Regions from separate parts of the Homo sapiens genome. Here region 2 is linked to region 1. Evidence: chromatin loops called from intact Hi-C (ENCODE). Cell type or tissue: testis. All regions are shown on one strand.

Region 1 (8,000 bases):
CTTGGTCTGTATGTGCAGGGCCCGAGTCTAGAGAAGGCCGCTTGGTCTGCCTTCTGCATGCTCAGAATCACTGTCAACTCTAGTTACTGCATCTTGAGCTGCCCTGAGTTCTCCAGATGCACCCAGAGCCGCTGCCTTTAGCCATGGCTCGATGGTCTCACCCCAGGGTTTGGCTTTGGGGACTGGGGCAGGTGCTGTGCAGAGCAGCTTTGATTCCAGGTCAGAACTTGCTAATTGGACTTTTTGTTTTCTTGGCACTTGGTCATTTTTCCCCAAGCATGAGAAGTTAAAAAAAAAAAGTTTTGCCTTGATTATGAGGAAATTGGTTCCAAATGCCATTAAATCAGGCATTGCCTCTAGTTTATGCAAAATATCTCATGAAAAAATTAGAGCAGCTTTGTGCTTGTGTGAGCTTATTGTGCAAAATGCTTTACAAAAAGTCAGGAACCAATTATTCCCAGTCACAGCATGAGTGCATGATTTCAGTGTCTTCAAGCTCAGCATGCTTAGTGATGAATAAACGGCTTTAGGCGTATATTTTAGTTGCCATTGACATTTGTTGATTCAATAAGTTGTTCGTTCTCTCAAAGATTAGAGCTCGTCGATCAGAGCAGTTAGAATCCCACAGGCATGGTTAGCAGATGTGTGCAAGCTTTTGCACAAAAAGGTAAAAATGTTAGCTGCTAGAGTGAGCAGCATATTGAAATTGGAAATGATTTTATTCTAAACTCCCTAAGTGGTAGTGTAAAACTAAAGTAAAGACTGTCTTTAGTTGACGAAAGGAGGGTTTGTTTTTGTACGGTTTGGATAATTTTAACATCATGCTCTCCCCCTCCCATTTCTCCCACCATGTCTCTTGATGTCACTTTGTAGGAATTAGACTTTAAAAGATTAAGAAAGACTTAGGGCAGACATGCCACACTGATGATTAAAACACAGAACTTTGTTCCCTCAACCCAAACAGGACTTACATCTCACCCTGTCTTCAGATTTGCCTCAGTTGGAGAAGTCTTTCCAGCTCTCCTGCACCCTCCTCCACATGTGCCATCTGGCCTCGGTTCAGCAGCAGACCCTTTCTCGCCTGTTGATTCCCTTTTGTTACCTGACTGCGGGGTTGGAGATGATGGATGAGGCACTCGGGGAGGCCTGCGGCTGCTCAGGGAGGGCACTTGGGGTGGGGGTCACCTTCCAGGGGTCTACAAAGCTCAGGGTTGCCTGTGGAAACTCATGCGAGGGCCATTTTGGTGTAGGTCAGCAGGGCGGGACTGCAGCTGCTCTGGCGCAGGAGGCGGCAGACTCCATGCTGAAGAACTGGAGAGAGAGAGCTCCAGAAGATGCAGGGCCTCATGATCTGGCGCAGCACCAGCTACTGTGAGGACAGCCGGGTGCCCATGCAGCAGGTGCACCCAGGCCTCCAGCACTGCCATGTGCCTCTGGCGCAAGCGCAGGTCTTGGTGACTGGTGAGTTGGAGAAGTCCCAGGACCGCCTGACTGGGGGCACCAGGCATTACAGTGACAAAGCCAGATTCCCTAGATGCGGGGAGTGAGGGCTCCAGGTGAAGCAGCAGCTGCTGGCCATGTGACCATGGGTGCAGATGACCTTGTATGCCTCATCCTGACCGTGACCACAAAGCTGAAGGAGTCTCTCTCTTCTATTGGGAAATAAGTCTTTGCCTGTGGTCGTTGGGGCTGAGGGCAAGAATCTATTTTTTAAAAGGAATGGGATTTTTTTTTTTTTTTTGAGACAGTCTTGCTCTGTTGTCCAGGCTGGAGTGCAGTGGCACAATCTCGGCTCACTGCAACCTCTGCCTCCTGGGTTCAAGCAAGTCTCCTGCCTCAGCCTCCTGAGTAGCTGAGATTACAGGTGTGTGCCACCAAGCCTGGCTAAATTTTGTATTTTTAGAAGAGACGGGGCTTCACCATGTTGAAGCCAGGCTGATCTCAAACTCCCAACCTCAAGTGATCTGCCCGCCTTGGCCTCCTAAAGTGCTGGGATTACAGGCGTGAACCACTGTGCCCGGCTGAGAGTTTTAGTCTTTTAAGCAACATTTATAAATGAAGAAATTAGGGATGGCAGCAAGTGTAAGGGGAATGTTGCTTGCCTCTGGATGCTGGTTCCTCTGCGTTTCACTTCTAAAAAACTGGCCCTAAAACGTGTCAAGAGCTCGCACAGGAGTGTTTGGAGCCATATTTCCCATTGTCCTGGCAAAGCCGGGGCCCTCCATGGTGCCCGGCTCTTACTGCACAGGGACCAACAGGCCGGCCCATAAGAGCTGATGGGGTTGGTATTTCTGTTTGTTGCCAACCCCTGTTTACCGGAAGTGTCCCCACACCATTTTCCATAAGCTGTGAAACAAATGTCATAAGGTCTCTAATTTAGAAGGGGGAAGACCCAGGTTTCTGGGTCTTTGTTTCCTTGGTTTTGTGTTATGTGTGCCAGGGTGTAAAGTGGATTTTAAGATGTGGAATTGGGAGGTAGAGTGGTTTAGAATAAGAACTCCGAAAGGTTCCTTGTGGATCCCCTTTTCTGGCCATCGGGATGTGGATGTGCATTTGTTAAACTTCTCACACGCTGCATCCTTCAGCCTGGAGACCCTTTGGAAACACGAGGTGACGCCACGGTAGTTATTCAGCTAAGCTTCCCTCTGACGGGCCCTGAGGCTGCCGCCATAGAGCGGCAGAACCGTGCAGTTCCTGGAGGAGAAGGGGGTTTTGATTGCGAAATGTTCCAGTATCCAGAGTGAACACTGAAGGAGGAGCCGTTGGCTACTTGGTAAGAGAGCTGTGAAGTCCTGGATTTGGGAAAACCTGTTTTCATAGAACAGGATGGGATGGAAGCCTAAACCCAGCATTCCTTACTAGCCCCTGAATTAACAGAGCCCAACGAAGACAATCCCCTGGCAACAGGAAGTCAAGGGAGAAAGAAGGAGCCCCAGGCTGGGAGGAGTGCGGACTCCCCGAGCAAAGGAGGAGTGACCCCCCACTGCTCACCAAACACTAGCTGGGGGGCCTTTGCAGTTGAACGGAGGTGGGGCCTGCAGATGCTGGGCAAGCTGCTTCCCTGCAGGAGGAAGCCAGTCTTGAGTCCTGGCTCACACCACAGACAGCTTCAGGGCATGATGGAAGTTTCCAGAAGATAACAGGGCAGAGCTAGACCCATGAGGAAACATTTCTCAGGACAAAAGCCTTCCCCATGTGGAGAGGATGGAAGGGTTGGGCCTTGTGGTGTCCACCAGGAGGGCGGGATGGCAGCGGGGACACCTTGCATGGAAGGCGGCCCAGAAGGGACTGGGCAAGGCAGCTGGACGGCTCAGTGGGGATTCCAGAAAGAGACACCTCCGCGCTGCACGCACGCAGCCACGCAGCCACCCACCCACGCAGCCACCCACCCACGCAGCACGCACAGACCCACGCACGCAGCCACCCACCCACGCAGCACGCACAGACCCACGCACGCAGCACGCACGCATCCAGGCACGCACACGCAGCCACCCACCCACACAGGCGCACATACGCTGGCACCGCTGAACAGCCAAAATATACACGATGGTTCTTCTTATGGTTCAGGAGGTGGAAAGTTGAAACCATAGCAAGAAACGTGGCCTATCCACCGCAGCGACTAAAAGATAAAGAGGGAAAAGGACAAACATTGGCCAGAAGGTGCAGCGGCTGGAGCGTTCGCGCCTTAACTGGAAGAGGAGCCGCCCCGCCTGGGAGGCCGCTCTGGCGCCCGGCTGGTGCCGGGCAGGAGGCCCTTGCGGACCCAGCGGCCTCCTCGTCGGCAACGCCCACCCCGCGGTTCAGCCACGGAGCGGATGCCGTGTGCAGGCACGGAACGGGCGAGGCTGTTGCGCTGCAGGTGCCCCCACGGTCGCGATGCGGGGCAGGGGGATGCCGGTGGGTATCATCCCTCCACGTGGAGTCCGCGCACAGTACCAGCCCCCACACGGAGGGCGGCCCGGACTCAGAGGCACAGGCAGAAGCAGCCTCGCGGGTGCCGGCGATGCCCTGTGGCCTCATCTGGGTGGGGTCCCGCGGGGTGTTTTCTTGAAGGTGACTCACCCAACGGTGTGTTCGTGATTGGGCGCATTTTGGCCTAGGTTACCCTCCAGTTACAAGTCCTTAGGAAGGCACCATGGCAGAGCCGCGGAGGAGTGCACCGCGGGGATGCTGGCGCCGCCCTTTTCACCTCGAGGGGTCTCTGTTCCTCTGTTCACCGCTTTCTGTGACAGCGCATTCACAGAAGGGAACTGCGGAGGCACAGACAGAGTCCAGCCCCTTTAGTGAGGGCCACCTCCTCCTTCTGCTCTCCTGAGGCTGTGTCTCATCTTGTTCGGGGAGCCCCGCAGGTCCTTGCCATTGGGTTGCTTGAAGATGCTCGTCCCTTTAGGGTGAGTTTGTTAGTTACATTCCTCTGAAGTCTTGACTCTTAAGGAGCTCCTCCTCCAGTTAGGAAGAACCACTTGGTTATTATCACGATAATAAATGCCATTTAGAATTAGGTCACCCAGAAAGAGTCCTAAGGTTCTAGCAGTCCCTGGCACGGTTAATTATTCGGGGCTGGCGGGTGGCGGGCCAGGCTCCAGGTGCAGATGCCTGACTTTCTTCAGTTAGGAGAAGGGAGAGGACGGTGGGATGGCCGGCCTTCCTCAGGCGCCGACACGCTCACTGGCAGTGGTGACAGCTGAGTACCCCTTGAAGTCAGTCTTCGTGGCCCGCAGTGTCAGCCTCTGTCGCCAGACATGGACCCTGGGTGCCTGTGAGGGTCAGCCTCTGTGTCAGGGCCCAGATTAGCTTCTGAGCAGGTGGAAGGAGAGAGGACTAGAGAGAGGCCTGTGAACTGGCAGGTCCTTGAGGCATCGTGAAAGTGGGTGAAGGTTGAGGCCTGGGTGTCAGGAAGAAGGAAATCACAGGCCATAAGATGTGAAGTGATGGGAAACCGAGTCACAAAGAGTCCAAGTCGACAGGAAAGTGGATGTCTTGGCCCCAGAGTGTCTGCGGCCCAGAAGATGCCCGTCTCTTAGCCTCCCGCTTGCCCCGAAAGGCTGGATGTGGGCACCACTTGGCGGGCAGACGGGTGGGCGGGTGCTCCAGGCAACTTAGACATCTTCTCAGGAGGGAGTGGGGAACCGGGGCCAAGCGCCGTCTCTTCGGTGGGATTCTCTCCCTGTGGCTGTGACTTGCTTTGACAAGTGGAGTGGAAATTTTTCGGTTACTCGTCGGTGGAATAAAGTGTCTAAAGCCACTTGGGGTAAGGCTGAAATAATCTTGTTGCGCTATTTCAGACGGATGTAATGCACCAGAACATTTATGACTACATCCACGTGGACGACCGCCAGGACTTCTGCCGGCAGCTCCACTGGGCCATGGACCCTCCCCAGGTGGTGTTTGGGCAGCCCCCGCCCTTGGAGACAGGTGGGTGTCTGGGGTCCAAGTGAGTCAGCAAAACCTAAAGCAGGTCCCATAACACATCGCTGCCTCTGGAAATGACCCTGTCGCACCTTCTTGGTGTGCTTTGCCTTACACATTGACCTTAGCGCCAAATCTCACCTTTCTTCAGAGGCCTCCTCCCATGTCCCTCCCTGTCCTCTGATTCGGCTGCCACAGCTCCGTGTGGCTCGAGTGTGCTTCACTCCTGGTTGCTTTCCTGGGCTCTGCCAGGCTTGAGGTCACCGCCATTCTTGTCACCTCACCACGAGCTGCAGTCCTGGCCTCTTGTTTTGCAAACTCCCCTCAAGTCTCACGTCTGCCAGGAAGTTTCATACAGTTTGCTTCATACTAGAGTTATCCAATAAAAGTCCCTGAAAGATTGTTGCCATTCAGAGTTGGTTGCCCCTTTTCACAGAAGACCCCTGCACAGGGCTTGCTCTCAACCTCCCTGTGGCGCTGACTGATGAGATAAGCCTGGCAGGTGTGGAGCTCCTTGACAGGCAATGACAGGCGGGGGCTGTGCTGGGACAGTTGCATCTGGGCTCTGAGGAGAGGCGACACCTGCCCGCGGTCCTGTGCAGAGGGTGGCTCCTGGGTTCTCTCGCACGTATCCGCAGAAGCCTGAAATAATTCACGGAAAGTTTCCACCATGACAGTATGATTGACCTTAAAACAGCAAAGCCCAGGCACCTACATGCAAGACCCTTCTGTAAAGCTAAAAACAAGCAAGATGAAACCATTGGTCCATCGTCATGCATGCACATGTACTAAAAACGATGTTTTTAAAGGCAAAGGATGATGAAGGCAAAATTTGAGTGACATCTAGAGGGATGCTGGGGGCGGGAGGATGGCACAGTGATAGGGTTTACATGACCTGGCGCGTGAGAGCCGTGGGCGTGGTTGTGCGTGTGACACGTGTGTTTTGGCTTCTCCCACCGCCACGCCCCTTGGCCCCTATGGTCTGCAGGAGATGATGCTATCCTGGGGAGGCTGCTCAGGGCCCAGGAGTGGGGCACAGGCACGCCCACCGAGTACTCGGCCTTCCTGACCCGCTGCTTCATCTGCCGTGTGCGCTGCCTGCTGGACAGCACCTCGGGCTTCCTGGTGAGTGCGTGGGTCCCTGGCAGGGGGCTCCCGACATCTGGGATGCATTCTACCCTGGTGTGGAAGGAAACAGAGGGCAAGAGGGGGTGGGGGCGTTAAACCACATGTCCCTGGTGGAGGGACGGGGGCCGGTGCTGAGCTCTGTGTACCCTGTGATGGTGTGGGGGTGTTAACCCATGTGTCTCTGGTGGGTGGGAGAGGGCTGGGCACTGAGCTCTGTGCACCCTGTGATGGTGTGGGGGTGTTAACCCATGTGTCTCTGGTGGGGGGGCGAGGGCCGGTGCTGAGCTCTGTGCACCCTGTGATGGTGTGGGGGCTTTAACCCACGTGTCTCTGGTGGGTGGGAGAGGGCTGGGCACTGAGCTCTGTGCACCCTGTGATGGTGTGGGGGTGTTAACCCATGTGTCCCTGGTGGGGGGGCGAGGGCCGGTGCTGAGCTCTGTGCACCCTGTGATGGTATGGGGGTGTTAACCCATGTGTCTCTGGTGGGTGGGAGAGGGCTGGGCACTGAGCTCTGTGCACCCGGCGATGGTGTGGGGCTGTGACGCCTCTGGGCATGCGTGATGAGTCAACCGTGAGGCCTGCTGTGGTGGACAAGCCAGGTCGATGAGAATGTAAAACTCTGCAGTAGGTTTATACTCTAGTTGTACCTTTATTTAAAACTTATTAAAATATTTTTTAAAATGTGCCCCACATCTGCCAAGGGCTGGCAAACTGGGAGAGCCTCTGGCTGTGGCTGGCGTGAGTGGCTGAGCCCATGGCATCTGCTGAGCTTTTTGGTTTCACCCTCTTCTCTTGCAAACAGATACTTGGGGTTTTCACTTCTGCTATTTGACCATTTCTTCTTCCAGCTCCTCATTGAATCAGAGAACTCCTCCCCATCGGACATGTCAGGGCAAAGGCCTCCCACCCTGTCCCAGAGCCCTGCCCACCTTGCAGACCCTCCAGGCACTGTGGTCCCCCTGGCCACAGCACAGTCAGCCCTGGGTCATGGCCCCTCAGAGCCCCAGTGGTGGCCCTTGCTGTCTCCTGGCTGCAATTCAATGCCACAAGGCCCTCAGACCCCAGCACCCCACAAGGCCCTCTGACTCCAGCACTGTAGCTGGGCAGGCCCCCTGGGCTCAGCTTTCCACCCATTTGTGGACCCATGACCTCCTGGGGACCTTGGGTGCAGACGGTCCCCATGGCAGAGGTACCTGTGGGTCTGCCTGTTTCTGTGTCTTTCCCACCCACTGGGTGCCTGGTGGAAGGACCAGCTCTCCACAGGCCCCAGATCTGTTGCCACGCACACGCCCCAGGGCACATCTTTCATTTAGGTAGCTAGGGACAATAAAGTTTTATTTATTTATTTATTTATTTTTGATGGAGTCTCGCTCTGTCACCCAGGCTGGAGTGCCTGGTGCAATCTCGGCTCACTGCAAGCTCCGCCTCCTGGGTTCACGCCATTCTCCTGCCTCAGCCTCCTG
Region 2 (8,000 bases), 87 kb before region 1:
GGGAAATGCTTTCAACTTTTCCTCATTCAGTATGATGTTAGCTGTGGGTCTGTAATAAATAGCCTTTATTATTTTGTGGTATGTTCCTTCTGTGCCTAGTTTTTTGAGGATTTTTATCATTAAGGGATCTGAAATTTATTAAAGGCATTTTCTGCATCTATTGAGTTGATCGTATGGTTTTTGTCCTTGATTCTGTTTATGTGATGTATTACATTTATTAATTTGCATATGTTGAACCATCCTTGTATCCCTGATACAAAGCCTACTTGATTGTGGTATATTATCTTTCTGATGGGCTGTTGGATTCAGTTAGTTAATATTTTGTTGAAGATTTTTTTTGAGACAGGGTCTCACTCTGTCACCCAGGCTGGACTACAGTGGCACCATCTTGGCTCACTGTAACCTCTGCCTCCTAAGTTCAAGCAATTCTCATGCCTCAGCCTCCCGAGTAGCTAGGCTTACAGGTGCACACCACCATGCCCTGATAATTTTTGCATTTTTAGTAGAGACAGCATTTTGCCGTGTTGGGCAGGCTGGCCTCAAATTCCTGGCCTCAAGTGATCCACCTGCCTTGGCCTCCCAAAGTGGGATTACAGTGTGAGCCACTGTGCGCCGCGGAGGATTTTTGAGTCTATGTTCATCAGGGATATTGGTCTGTAGTTTTCTTTTTCTGTTGTGTCTTTGTCTGATTTTGGTATCTGCGTGATATGGGCCTTCTAGAATGAGTTAGGGAGCATTCTCTCCTACTCAATTTTTTGGAACAGTTTCAGGAAGATTGGTCTTAGTTCTTTTTTTGCATGTTTGGTATAATTCAGCATTTTTTTTTTTTTTTTTTTTTTGAGACAGAGTCTCGGTCTGTCACCCAGGCTGGAGTGCAATGGTGTGATCTCGGCTCACTGCAAGCTCCGTCTCCTCCCGGGTTCATGCCGTTCTCCTGCCTCAGCCTCCCGAGTAGCTGGGACTACAGGCGCGTGCCACCATGCCCAGCTAATTTTTGTATTTTTAGTAGAGACGGGCTTTCACCATGTTGGCCAGGATGATCTTGATCTCTTGACCACGTGATCCACCCGCCTCGGCCTCCCAAAGTGCTGGGATTACAGGCGTGAGCCACTGCGCCTGGCCAGTTGTGAGCTTTTCTTTTGGGGGAGGTTTTTAATTACTGATTAAATCCCACTTTTCATTACTTATCTGTTCAGGTTTTCTATTTATTCCTGGTTCAGTCTTGGGAGATTGTATGTTTCCAGGAATTTATCCATTTCCTCTAGGTTTTCTAATCTGTGAGCATATAGTTGTTCATAATAGTCTCTGATGATCTTTTGTATTTCTGTGGTATTAGTGTTTTCCTTTTTCATTTCTGATTTTGTTTATTTGGGTCTTCTCTCTGTTAGTCTAGCAGTCTCTATTTCGTTTAGCACTGCTCTGGTCTTTGTTATTTCTTTTCTTCTGCTAATTTTGGTTTGGTTTGTTCTCGCTTTTCTAGTTCTTTGAGGCACATAATTAGATTGTTAACTTGTAATCTTTCTACTTTTTTGATATAGACATTTAATACTATAAACCAGGGGTCCTCAACCCCCAGGCCTCGGACCGGTACCTGTCCATGGCTCGCTAGGAACCAGGCCAAACAGCAGGAGTGAGTGGTGGACGGGTGAGCATTACCACCTGAGCTCTTCCTCCTGTCAGATCAGCAGCAGCATTAGATTCTCATAGGAGCACAAACCCTATTGTGAACTGTGCTTACGAAGGATCTAGGTTGCACGTTCCTTATGATAATCTAATGCCTAATAATCTGAGATGGAACAGTTTCATCCCAAAACCATCCCTACCGACATCTGCAGTCAGTGGAAAAATTGTCTTCCACAAAACCAGTACATGATGCCAAAAAGGTTGGGGACCACCACTATAAACTTCCCTCTTAGCACTGCTTTTGCTATATCCCATAGGTTTTTAAAGTATGTCGTGTTTAATTTTCATTTGTTTCAGCAATTTTTAAATTTCCATCTTAATCTCTTTGTTGACCCAGGAGCATATTGTTTAATTTCCATGTATGTATAGTTTCCAGAGTTGCTCTTGGTATTTATTTATGATTTTATTCCACTGTGGTTTGAGAAGATACTTAATATAATTTTAATTTTTAAACATTTGTTGAGAGGAAGAGGAGGAGAAGCAGGAGGAAGAAGAGGAAAAAAAGAAGAAAGAAAAATCTGTTAAGACTTTTTTTTTTTTTTTTTTTTTTAAGGCAGAGTCTCACTCTGTTGCCCAGGCTGGAGTGCAGTGGCATGATCTCGGCTCACCACAACCTCCGCCTCCTGGGTTCAAGTGATTCTCCTGCCTCAGCCTCCTGAGTAGCTGGGACTACGGGTGTGCACCACCATGCCCAGCTAATTTTTGTATTTTTAGTAGAGATGGTGTTTCACCATGTTGGCCAGGCTGGTCTCGAACTCCTGACCTCATGATCCACCCGCCTCGGCCTCCCAAAGTGCTGGGATTACAGGTGTGAGCCACTGCACCTGGCCAATACTTGTTTTGTGGCATAATATATGGTCTGTCTTGGAGAATGTCCCATGTGCTGATGAAAAGAACGTATCTTCTGCAGTTGTTGGGGAGAATATTCTATAATGTAAATGTATGTGGAGGCCTAAAGTCCAGTTGAAATCCCATGTTTCTTTGCTGATTTTCCATTTAGCTGATCTGTCTAATGCCATGAGTAGTGTGTTGAAGTCCCCACTATTACTGTATTGCTCTCTCTCTCTCTTTAGTTCTAGGAATATTTGTTTTATAAATCTGGGTGCACCAATGTTGGATGCATATGTATGTAGAATTGTTTTATCCTCTTGCCTAATTGATCCCTTTATCATTATATAATAAATGACCTTTGTCTTTTTTTTTTTTTTTTTTTACTGTTTTTGGCGTAAAGTCTGTTTTATCTGATATGAGTATAGCTACTGCTGTTCGCTTTTGGTTTCCGTCTGTGTGGAATGTATTTCCCCACCCCACCCCCCGCCTTTACTTTCAATCTGTATGTGTCTTTTTAAAAAAATAGAGACAGGATCTCGCTATGTTGCCTAGGCTGGTCTCAAACTCCTGGCCTCAAGCAATCCTCCCATCTTGACCTCCCAAAGTGCTGAGATTACAGGCTTGAGGAACAATGCCCAGCCTATGTGTGCCTTTAGTGGTAAAGTGAGTTTCTTGTATGCAGCATATAGTTGAATCATGCTTTTAAAAATCCATTCTGCCAATCAGTGTCTTTAAAGTGGAACATTTGCCTGGGCATGGTAGCTTACGCCTGTAATCCCAGCACTTTGGGAGGCAGAGGCAGGTGGATCACTTGAGGTCAGGAGTTCAAGATCAGCCTGGCCAACATGGTGAAACCCCATCTCTACTAAAAATACAAAAATTAGCCAGGAGTGGTGGTGGAGGGCTATAGTTCTAGCTACTCAGGAGGCTGGGGCAGGAGAGTCACTTGAACCTGGGAGGCGGAGGTTGCAGTGAACTGAGATTGCACCACTGCACTCCAGCCTGGGTGACAGAGTGAGACTCCATCTCAAAAAAAACAAAACAAAAAACCGGACTGTTAACCTGTTTACCTTCAAGGTTAATATTGGTATGTAAGGTTTGATTCCTGTTGTATTGTTATTTGTTTCCTAGTTGTTTTATAAGTTATTTGTTTCTTTCTTTTCCTCTGGCTGTTTGTCATTGTGGTTTGGCTGAATTCTGTAGCAGTGCCATTTGATTCCTTTCTCTTCGTCTGTGATTGCTTTATGAGTGAGTTTTATATATACTTTTGTGTGTTTCCATAATGGTGAATGTCGTCTTTTCACTTCCAAGTTAGGGCTTCCTTGAGCAGTTCTTGTGGGACTAGTGGTGATGAATTCCCTCAGATCGGCTTTTCTGGGAAAGACTTTATTTCTCCTTCATTTATGAAGGTTAGTCTTGCTGGATATCAAATTGTTGGCCGAAAGTTTTTTTCTTGCAGCAGTTTGAATATGTCACCTTATTCTCTTCTGGCCTGCAAGGTTTTTGCTGAGAACTCCACTCTTAGTCTGATGAAGTTTCCTTTATAGGTGACTAGATGCTTTTCTCTTGATTTTAGAATTTGCTCTTTCACTTTGACTTTGGACTGATTCATGGTGCACTGTGGTAGTGTCTTTTTTGCACGATGTTTTCCTGGGGATTGCTGAGCCTCCTGTGTCTGGATGCTTAGATCTCTTGCTAAACTTGGCAGGTTTTCATATATTCCTTCATTAAATAGGTTTTCTAAGCCTCTCAATATCTCTTCATCCTCAGGAAGACCAATAACTTGTAAATTCAGTCGCTGTATGTAGTCCCAGGTATCTCACAGGCTTTGCTCATTCTTTCTCATTCTTTTTGCTTTGTTTTTGTTTGATTGGATAGTTTCAAAAAGCCTGTCTTTTAAGTTCTGAAATTCTTTCTTCTGCTTGGTCTAGTCTATTGTTGGAGCTTTCAAATGTATTTTGTATTTCTGGTTTTTTTTAAAAAATGTATCTATCTCCTTGGTAAATATCTCATTCATATTCTGAATTAATCTTCTGAGTTCTTTGTATTGATTTTCAGATTCCTCACACATCTCATTGAACTTCTTTAAAATCAATATTTTGAATTCTTTATCTGGGATTTTGAGGATTTCTTTTGGTTGAGATTTATCTACTGCTGGAGAATTGTGTTTCTCTGGGATTGTCATATTACCCTGCTTTTTCATGTTTCTTGTGTCTTTATGTTGCTTTCTGCACATCTGGTGTAATAGTTGCTTTTTCTTGTTTTGGGGTTTACTTTTGTTGTTGGGGGGCACCTTTTACTGGAGATGTGACTGGGATGTTGGTTGGGTAGGGCCCTTTGGATTTACTTCTGAGGCATGCAGCAGTGAAGCCTCTGTATGTTTTATTTGGCTATTAGCAGTGTTAGTGGTATCTGCGGCTTCCTTGGTTAGGGTGCAGTTATTGGTGGCGGCTGTGGTGAAGTTGTGCTGGGGACTGGGATGCTGGGTGGGCCCATCTTCAGGCTTCAGTGGTAGCAGCTGTGGGTTAACCATGTCTATCCTTGTGCCCCAGGGTGGCACACACTGGCACCTGTGTTGGCAGTACCAGGCAGGCTGATTCTTGGGCCTCTGGGTGGCTTTCTCAGAAGCTAGTTGTAGTAGCAGTGTACCATGCGAGTGAGCAGGCTTCCTAGTTTTTGGGCAGCCAGAGTGGTGTGGGCAATGGTGGTGGCAGTGGTGGTGAGATGCACTTTTGGGTCCCAAGCTCTGTGTGCATGTGTTGGCAGTGGTTGCAATCGGCTGTGCTGGCCAGCCTCCAGACCAGCAGCTGGCACTTGCAGGTAGGTGCCAGCTGAGGTGGTAGTGGCAGGGTGTCCCCTGGGAGAAGGGCTCAGTGTCCCAGGTGGTGGACTGTGTTGTGGGTCCTCCAGGTCGCTGGATCCCACACTCTGTCTTGTGGGCAGGCTGGGGAAGGGGGATGCTGGGCAGAGCTGGACCAGGCAAGCTTGCTCTAGCCCCCTGAGTGCATGCACCAACTGTGACAGGTGCCACTGGGTGATTTTCAGGGCCCATGGCAGAATGCCTGGATGAGGGGCAGCTGCCACAGGGAGGGTGGGGCCAGTCCTAGCAGCCAGAGCCTTGGCCATGGATGGAAGACCTGCATCCCTTTCATGCCCCAATCCCCATGTGGCATGCTCCCCCATCCTGGCTGTTGGAGACAAAAGCTGATCCATCAGCCTTGGCAGTTTGTGCCTGGCCCGCAACTCAGCTCCAGGCTGTAGGCCCTGCACAGCTCAAGACCAGGCCCCCATGGCAACTCTCATCTTGCTCAAGTCCTGGGGGTGGTGCCTGCTTCCAGTGCTGGGAGCTGCAGCCCATGCTACACTTGCCTCTTAGTCCTGGTCCACTCTCACACCTCAGTTCCGCAAGCAGCAGTCCAAGTCCAAGTTTCCCTAATGCCTCGGACTGGCACTGCTTGTACCAGGAACATGCACCGTCTGCTAAGAACTAGGATGGAGAATGGTGTCTTGCTCTAGCTGCTTAAATTTCAGAAAGGGTATGAGACCCAGGGCATGTTCCCTCCTGGAGCACTTCCTTCTCAGTCTCCCTAAATCCGATGCAGATTTAGTCTCCTGTGTCAGGGACTGCATGATTCTCCAGTGGGAAAGTGGACTGCGGGAAGACCCACCCTCACCCTCTCATACTGGGGAGTCACTCCCAGTTCCCAGCCACTCTTGGCCACACATCCTGCCTGTTTTCCTTCTTCCTAAGTTTTGCTGTTTCCTGTCACTTTCCTGCTGAACTCCCATGTTGTCTCTTGGAAAATAGATTCAAAGTGTGATCATCGACACATTATTTTGGTTCTTCTAAGTGGATGAGGTGTGCTTGAAATGCTTCTAGTCAACCACCTTTTAAAAAAAGCCTTTGCCCATTTTAAAATTGGGTTGTCTTTTTGTTGTTGAATTGTAAGAGTTCTTTGTCTATGCTGGACACTAGACCCTTATCAGATAACATGATTTGTAAATGTTTATTGCCATTCTGTGGGTTGCCTCTTCACTTTCTTGGTAGTGTCTTGTGACACAAAAATTTTTAGTTTTGATGAAGTCCAATTTATCAATTTTTTTCTCTTATTACCCGTGCTTTTTGTGACAAATCTAAGAATCCATTGCCACATTTAAGGTCATTATCCAATCAAAGCCATTAAAGATGAATTCTTATGTATTCTTCGGAGTGTTATATTTTTAGCTCTTACATTAAAGTCTTTAGTCAATTTTAGGTTAATTTTTTTCATATTGTGTGAGGTAGGGATCCAACCTCATTCTTTGGTGTGTGGCTTTGTTTTTTTTTCCTCTTAGAGACAAGGCCTTGCTTGCTACCTTGCTCAGGCTGGCCAGTTATCTCAACACCATTTGTTGAAGAGATTGTTCTTTCCCTGCTGAACAGCCTTGGTGCCCTTGTGGAAAATCAATTGGTCATTGGTCATAATCAATTAGTATCTCTATTCTTATGCCACAGTTTCTTTCTTTTTAATGTTTTTTTTTAAAGCCAAACATTTTATTATGGCACTTTTGAAATATTTTACAAAAATAGAGAAAATTATACAAAGAGCTCAATTTTTTCATCAGCTAGCATAGGTAATCAACTATCAATATTGGCTGATCCAGTTTCATTTAAAGTCCAGCCTGCCAACCCCAGCCCACTTAGACTCCACTGTCCTCCCCACTTTATAGAGAAGCAAATCCCTAACATGCCATTTATTTCATATGTGTTTTAATGTGTATGTCTAAAACGTGGATTTTAAAAAATCAGCTCTCTGTTTTTCTTTATGTGTATGTATATACACACACATACATACAGGGTCTTGTTCTGTCACCCAGGCTGGAGTGCAGTGGTGTGATCTGGGCTCACTGCAGCCTTGACCTCCCAGGCTCAAGCGATACTCCTGCCTTAGTCTCCTGAGTAGCTGAGACTACAGACATGCGCCACCATGCTTGGCTAATTTTTAAAAATTATTTTCTGTAGAGATGAGGTCTCACTGTGTTGGCGTTTTATATTTTAAATTTTTTTTTATTTGAATTGAGAAACTTTAATGTTAGGAAGTCTAGATAGCAACAGTGATGCAGCTATGGAGGGGAGAGGAGAACTCTGGATGGTGCTCCGGGGCTGCGGGAGGCCCCTAAGGAGTGCGCTTGGAAGGGGGCTCCCTTCCCAAAGCTGGGGCTCGGGCCTCATTGGAGGAGGTGTAGGTTCCGTCCCCTGGAGGGCAGAGAAGTTTGCTGAGTTGCCCTGTCTATGGCAGTGGTGAGCAGGAACACGAAAAAATAGGAAGCACTGGAACCAGGAGAGGCTCCTTCTTCCTGCTGGGCTCCTCTAGGACCGTATTCAGGCCAGTGCAACATCATGCCCTCTATAGGAAGAAATGCTGAAAGACTGCGGCTTATTAATGCAGATCAGGCAGGATGGAGAGTCTGGAGCCTACAGGCAACAAACAGGTAGCTGGCACAGC

The links. Peaks named below come from ENCODE experiments on the same cell type or tissue, not always from the same donor. Only the 100,000 strongest peaks of a DNase experiment are listed, where the experiment ranks them.
Region 2: it touches region 1 in a loop (2.4-fold over the local background); 5 of 110 quality-filtered maps call a loop at or near these places.

The regions. Positions count from the first base shown.
Region 1 is chr5:417,444-425,443 of GRCh38, forward strand. AHRR (aryl hydrocarbon receptor repressor) reads left to right here. Exons shown (of 11, transcript NM_001377236.1): 6 at 5,286-5,415; 7 at 6,398-6,534. It overlaps PDCD6-AHRR (PDCD6-AHRR readthrough (NMD candidate)), which reads left to right. Exons shown (of 13, transcript NR_165163.2): 8 at 5,286-5,415; 9 at 6,398-6,534. Among named protein-coding and RNA genes, the nearest start is that of EXOC3-AS1, 22 kb to the right of the region's middle. RefSeq lists an enhancer at 7,248-7,867. In testis, no CTCF peak of the experiment used is centred here; a DNase peak (open chromatin) is centred at 3,398; H3K4me3 peaks cover 1,774 bases.
Region 2 is chr5:330,053-338,052 of GRCh38, forward strand. The region is part of intron 1 of AHRR (aryl hydrocarbon receptor repressor); the gene reads left to right. The region is part of intron 3 of PDCD6-AHRR (PDCD6-AHRR readthrough (NMD candidate)); the gene reads left to right. Among named protein-coding and RNA genes, the nearest start is that of AHRR, 12 kb to the left of the region's middle. In testis, no CTCF peak of the experiment used is centred here; no DNase peak of the experiment used is centred here.